2 separate regions of the Homo sapiens genome follow, and region 2 is linked to region 1. The links are chromatin loops, found by intact Hi-C in ENCODE. Cell type or tissue: ascending aorta. All regions are shown on one strand. Each heading gives the region's core, and the rest is flanking DNA. Links, peaks and the distances in the headings are about the cores only.

Region 1 (2,921 bases), core at 166-2,665:
TTCTTGCCTTATATACTAGAACACATTTACATTTTTATGTGTTTTGTATGAAAGTTTGGTTCATGTCTGTTTTACTCACTAGACTTGAAGGTCAATAAGACCACGGACTATGCTTTTATATGCCCTTATATCCCCAGCATCTATCTCACTCCTTGGCACACAGTAGGGCCTTTATCAATATTAGTTAAATAAATCTGAATGTGAATTCCAAGTCTGAAACTTCTAAGTTATGTGAGTTCCAGTTTTATCTACACTGAGTTTCAGTTTTTCTATCTGTAAAATAGGGATAATCATACCACTCTGGGTTACTGTGGCATTAAATACGTCTAAAGCACCCTGCCTCTAATAATGAGTAAATTATTTGATAAGTGAATGTATGATATAATTTCCCAAAGAATCCATTTCCCTAGTGCTAACATCATTGCTGTCAGTGTTCTTCAATCTCTACCTCTGATTTTAACAGATCTCAACTTTTGTTAGAGTGGCTTTTTTTCAGTGTTTCTTTTACATAAGGCACCAAATCCAAGCCATCCCATGTCCTTGGCTAGTTGAGTAGCTCTCAAATTTTCCTGAGTTCATAACCAGTGCTACGTCGCTTAATGCTGATTTGGTCTTTACTTACATCATTTTTTTCCTCAGACCATAAATTCATTGAGAGTAGGGTCCATAGACTACATTATTGTATAAATTTTATAATTTTTTCTGCAGGAGTATGAAAGGCATCCTGGTATATTAGTAAAAGTACAAGGTTTAGACTCAAATGGTCTCTTCGTTTTACTGTTTGGTAGCAGGGTAATTCTCAGCTAATCTCTCAAATCTGTTTAAGCCAGTGGTTTCCAAACATGAAACTACTGTACATTAAAATCATCTTTTTCATTAGTATTTTTTAAAAATACTAATGCCTGGTTTCCACCCCTAGTCATTCTGATGCAATGGGCACAGGTTGCTGCCGAGGCATTGAGATTTTTGAAAACCCCCCAGGAAATTCTACAACCCTGTTTGGAAATCGTTGCTCTAAATCACAAATTCTCTTATCTGTAAAACAGTGGTGAAAATCGTTCCAATTATAAACAGTTAATGAGATACTTTAACAAGATCGTAGATGGTAAAAGTCTTGGCACATTAAAAGTAATCAGAGAATAATTGTTAGCATTGTTAGCTGGTGGTGGTGGAAGTAGTAATATATAGTCACGAGGAATCAGATGGTGAAGATTCATGAGGACACTCGTCAGCCTAGCTGGTTATGGAGCATATTTAGAACCCTTTAAATGTCAACCCAATTTCTATACATCTGGAACTTTTTTCTGACTTGTAGAAAGCACCTTACTGCAGAGGCATCTTTTATTTGGATTTACCTACAAGTGACATAGAAATTTGCCTTTCTCATCTCATGAGCCGAAGGTACGACACGTCCTGTGAGTCTAATAACTACTCAGGAAAACTTTTTCCGTGCCTTCAGCATTTACAAGGCTAACTTTAATACGTGGGGAAAAAATTTTGATATCAAGTTGCATCTGAGCCTTTGAAACTATTTTGGGTCAGCTACACAGCAGAAGTTGGAGGCTGGCAGAGAGCCGTAAAACTGAGCCAAAAATAAACCAAAGACCATTATAAAAATGCTTCGAGTGCCAAAAGCATGAGATGTTAAAATTGCAACATAATGGAGTAAAAATTTACAAAAGAGGCTTTCCAATGGTGGCACAAAGTGTTCCAACCCAGAGAAAGACAGTTCACAGGGAAACGTTTGGAGAGTAAACTCAGCGCCTGAAAATTAGCCTTCCAGACATGTAAGAATGCCCCCATCCAAGGCTATTTACAATGTATTACCCATCAAGAACCAAGAGTATTAATGTCCTTCCCCTCCTTCCCCTATTGGAGAGCACAGGCTGGATAGCTGGGGTACAGGAGAAGTTTTCATAAAAATTAATTGGGACACTCAGCTTTTCCCAATATTCAGCAAATGCTGCTCTACTTGCCCATCTCTTAGCCTGGACACATTCTTCCTCTCAATATCCAACCATTCCACAATGCAGTCTGGTGTACCTATTCATTATTTATGGTCTTATTTTCCTGAGCTCCAGAAAATATGGTAATGTATGCTCAATGCAGTCCCTTGGTGGAGGCTTTCTGGAAGGGTGGCATCAAGTGCTGGGTGTCTCCCTCCTGGCTCTGCCCTGCCTGCCAGTCTCAGCTTTCTCTGCTTGAGTCCGTTCCTACCCTCCTTTTCCACAATTAGGAACTGCTACCAATTGCACATGGACAGATTTATGCATGGCTCGAGACCAGCCAGTCTCCCACTGATGGTCTAAAAGAAGAGTATGTTCTGTGTCAACAATCCTTTGCACAGAGTCCAAATGGCTTTTTGTACATACTTCTTTTGACCCAGGCCCATAATTTTTTTAGGTTAGAATTTTATGAGCCCGATGCAAAGTCTATCAACATTTTCTTTGTGAGACATACTCAGGGTACAGCATGTTTCTGAAGTGTGCGAATATTTGGGGATATTTCTATCATTCCATGCCAAGAGAAGACACTGGGAAAAAAGAGGGAGGGGAGATGTGGAGAGGCAGTCTAATGACCACTTACTAAGGGAGTTTTAAATACCAAGACAGATATGATGGTCCATCAAAACATTTCGAAGTAGCTTTGATTAGAACCACACATTCAATTATGCACTTCTTATTCAGGTGGTCCCCCACAATGAGGCCACCAGGGCTACTACGACCCAGAGAGTGGCTTCATCAGCCAAGAGCTATACCATTCCATGCCATAACCCTGCTATGACCCCTGGCTGAAAAGATCAAGGTGGTGATACAGTCAACAACACAACAGTGCACCAGACCACAACCTCAATTTTCCCTAAAGATTTGCCCTTCTTGTCTATATCATGGTGTGACCTTCGAATAAGCTAGCAATGCTAT
Region 2 (2,921 bases), core at 137-2,636, 350 kb after region 1:
ACGTAGTTTGGTGTTTTACTGACCTAAGACCCCAGCTCCTGTATTCATCAGCTGTGTGACCCAAGTAAATTGCCTAGTAATTTTAACAATACCTACTTCACAGAGCTGCTGGGAGATTTAAATGAGATCGTATGTCTAAAGCAGTTAGTACAGTACCTAACACATGGTAAACGCTTAACAGTGACAAAAGCAGTGATTTCTGGAGTCTCTCAACAAGGTAAACCGCGTCCTTTCACAATGGTCCCTTTGCCAGGTTTAACAGGTGTGACACTCTATAAACTTGCTCCCGAAGGCACTGCAGTAGACCCAACAAATAGAAAGGTATTTAATGAACTTGTTCATTATCTTGCCAATTTTATGGGCCTGTCCAACAGGATCTGTCCCAATCATAGAAATGCAGTGATAAAGGCAGTGCCACTAAGCTCAATTTTTTTTTTTTTTTGCTGGGGCAGCTCTTCCCATAAGATGCCTCCAACAGACTTCCCTTTGCCCCATTTGCTTTTTCCACTTTTGTGCATGAAACCAGAGCTATGTGTAATTTCCAGCGTTCTCATATGTTGATCTTTTTCATCTACTAAAAAATAGTGAGCTTGAAAAGTTCAATTAAAATGAAACATAAATATTTTCTTTCTTACTGTGTCATTAAAAACTCTCTCCCACTCCCCAACGTTACTTGGCACCCACCCAAAGAAAACGTTTTCCCCGTTAGGCCCCCAGTGTTTAAAGCATGGAGGAAACAGGTCTGGTTAGTCTGTCTGGACAGGATCCTCACATGGGGAGAAGAGCGGAGATTTCAAAGGACTAGAAAACAGAGTACAAAGTAGAAAAGTAAGCAGAGGGAAAAAGGATGGTGACTGAAAGCTAAAAGAGAGAGAGAAAATGATTTCATAGAACCAGCCTAGAATGGACAATTTCTGGAAAATTGTATCTTATCTTGGGTTTCTGTATCTAAGTGTAAAGCTCACTGTTTGGTGATGACCCCTTCCAGAAGAGAGTCTAATATAACACTACCCCTGGTTATTTCTGGTCAATTCCAACATTATTCAGTACAGCTGGTATTTCAGATTTATGTTATCAGGGGGATAGATCATCTTCAACAACAGCAGTGGCACAAATATTTATTAAGCATTTACTATGTGCTATGAAGTTAACAAGGATTAGTTTCTTTACTCCTTAAAGAAATCCTATGAGCTAAGTACAATTATAATCCCAATTTCAAAGATAGGAAACCTGAGTTTAGGGAGGTTACAACTAGTAGTTGACTGAGGCTGGATTCAAACTCTAGCAGTTGGACTCCAGAGCTTGTGCCCTCTATCATATTCCACAGGACACACCAAGTTTCTGGACACCTTTTCGAAATTCTTCTTACTATAACTCCTCTCGCTCCCTCTCCTCTTCTTCCTCTCTGTCATCCTCCTCCTTTTTCTCTTCTGCCTTCCTCTCTTTACATGGATCCTGCCCAGAGATTCAGGTTCTATTTTGTAAGTGGTACATCATCCAATTTTTATTTCCTATCACAGAGCTAATGTATTCCAACCAGTCCTTTTTCCAATAGTTGCTAATCCAGCGAAATCAGTATCAGTCACCAAAGGAAATTCAAATAGAGGGAACTGCTCCATCTAGAGTTTCATTTTGCAACTAAGTTATTTGTTGTTTCCATTTAGTGCTCTTCCTCTCTTCTTCCCTTTCCAAGATGAATTTGCCTTGTCTAAACATTAGGCTTTCTAGTCCAGGTTAAGCCAAAAATAAATCAGTCTATGGTGGCATGTTCAGTGAGTGGTTTCCTGTAGATATCTGAGGGCAGCACATTCCTTTTCACCTTCTCTTTTCTAAACAAATACATCTCGATTTCAATCTTTTTTCCTAGGGAAATACTGTTTCCTTTTTCTTCCCATACTCTGAGCTCTTTTTTTCTCTTTGTTTTATGCATTTAGCTGCTTCAATTTCTGTCCTGCTGATTTTAAAACAATATAGTCAAAACTGAGGTGAGAACAGGTTATTACTTTATGTGAGTTTGTTTTAATCAGACCACTCTTACTTTGAAGTGGAAATATCTTACCTCAAAAGGTGACACAGAGGCAGCTGAAGTCCAGGGGTCAGAGATTCTCCGATCTTCATCTATTGGGGTGATTGACACAGTTTTTCACTTTCACAGTCCAATCCCAAATAAGATAAATCCTTAACCCTTAAAAGCAGCAGTCTCTGAAACCCTTTAAAGTGGTTAGGCAAGAAGGGTCCCAGGGCAGATTGTATTCTTGTGTTATGTATGGTCATAATATCTCTTCCATTATAAAGTATAATATATTGCATTTGCTAGCTGTGTGATTTTGAGGAACCTCTATGTGGCTCAGTTTCCTCATCTACGAAGTGGGGAGAATAAAAATAACTACCTTATAGGGTTGTCATAAGAAAGAAATTGGTATATGTATGTATGGTATATATATATTAGAATAGTACCTAACATTGGAAGTTAAATATGTGTTACCTACTATTATCATTCACTTAAAATTCTAGCCCTCATTCTTATTTTAGCAGTATCAGTTTGCCCCTCTTATTTATTCATTCGTCATTCCTTCTGTCCATCCTTCCTTCCAAATGTATTTATTCAGTATCTAATATGTGCCAGGCACTGTGCTGGGCTCTGGGATGCGGTGGTAAGCAAAAATAGAATCCTTGCCTTCATGGAGCTCACAGTCTAGTGGGGAGACCAGGCAGAAGTCAGATGATCATGTGAGATCATGTAAGTGCCCTGTGAAGCATTCCATGAAGAATTCATGAGCTGGCTGATGGTGCAAAGGAGTTTACAACATAGGAATTTGGCTTAAGCAGGAAGCAGAGGTTCTTCCTCAAGTGCTCCTGAGGAACTGATATAAGTTAAGAGCTTAGAGGTGAGGAGAAGATGAGTTGGTAAAGCGAAGAGG

Evidence for each region. A loop is a pair of places that touch in the nucleus more often than their neighbours do. Peaks named below come from ENCODE experiments on the same cell type or tissue, not always from the same donor. Only the 100,000 strongest peaks of a DNase experiment are listed, where the experiment ranks them.
Region 2: a loop joins it to region 1, with 2.8 times the contacts of the local background. A loop is called at or near these places in 3 of 110 quality-filtered maps.

Annotation. Positions count from the first base shown.
Region 1 is chr9:81,497,581-81,500,501 of GRCh38, forward strand. No RefSeq gene overlaps it. Among named protein-coding and RNA genes, the nearest start is that of TLE1, 190 kb to the right of the region's middle. In ascending aorta, for the core only: no CTCF peak of the experiment used is centred there; DNase peaks (open chromatin) are centred at 1,581 and 2,165; H3K4me3 peaks cover 1,239 bases; H3K27ac peaks cover 1,498 bases.
Region 2 is chr9:81,847,021-81,849,941 of GRCh38, forward strand. No RefSeq gene overlaps it. Among named protein-coding and RNA genes, the nearest start is that of SPATA31D4, 80 kb to the right of the region's middle. In ascending aorta, for the core only: a CTCF peak has its summit at 1,637; no DNase peak of the experiment used is centred there.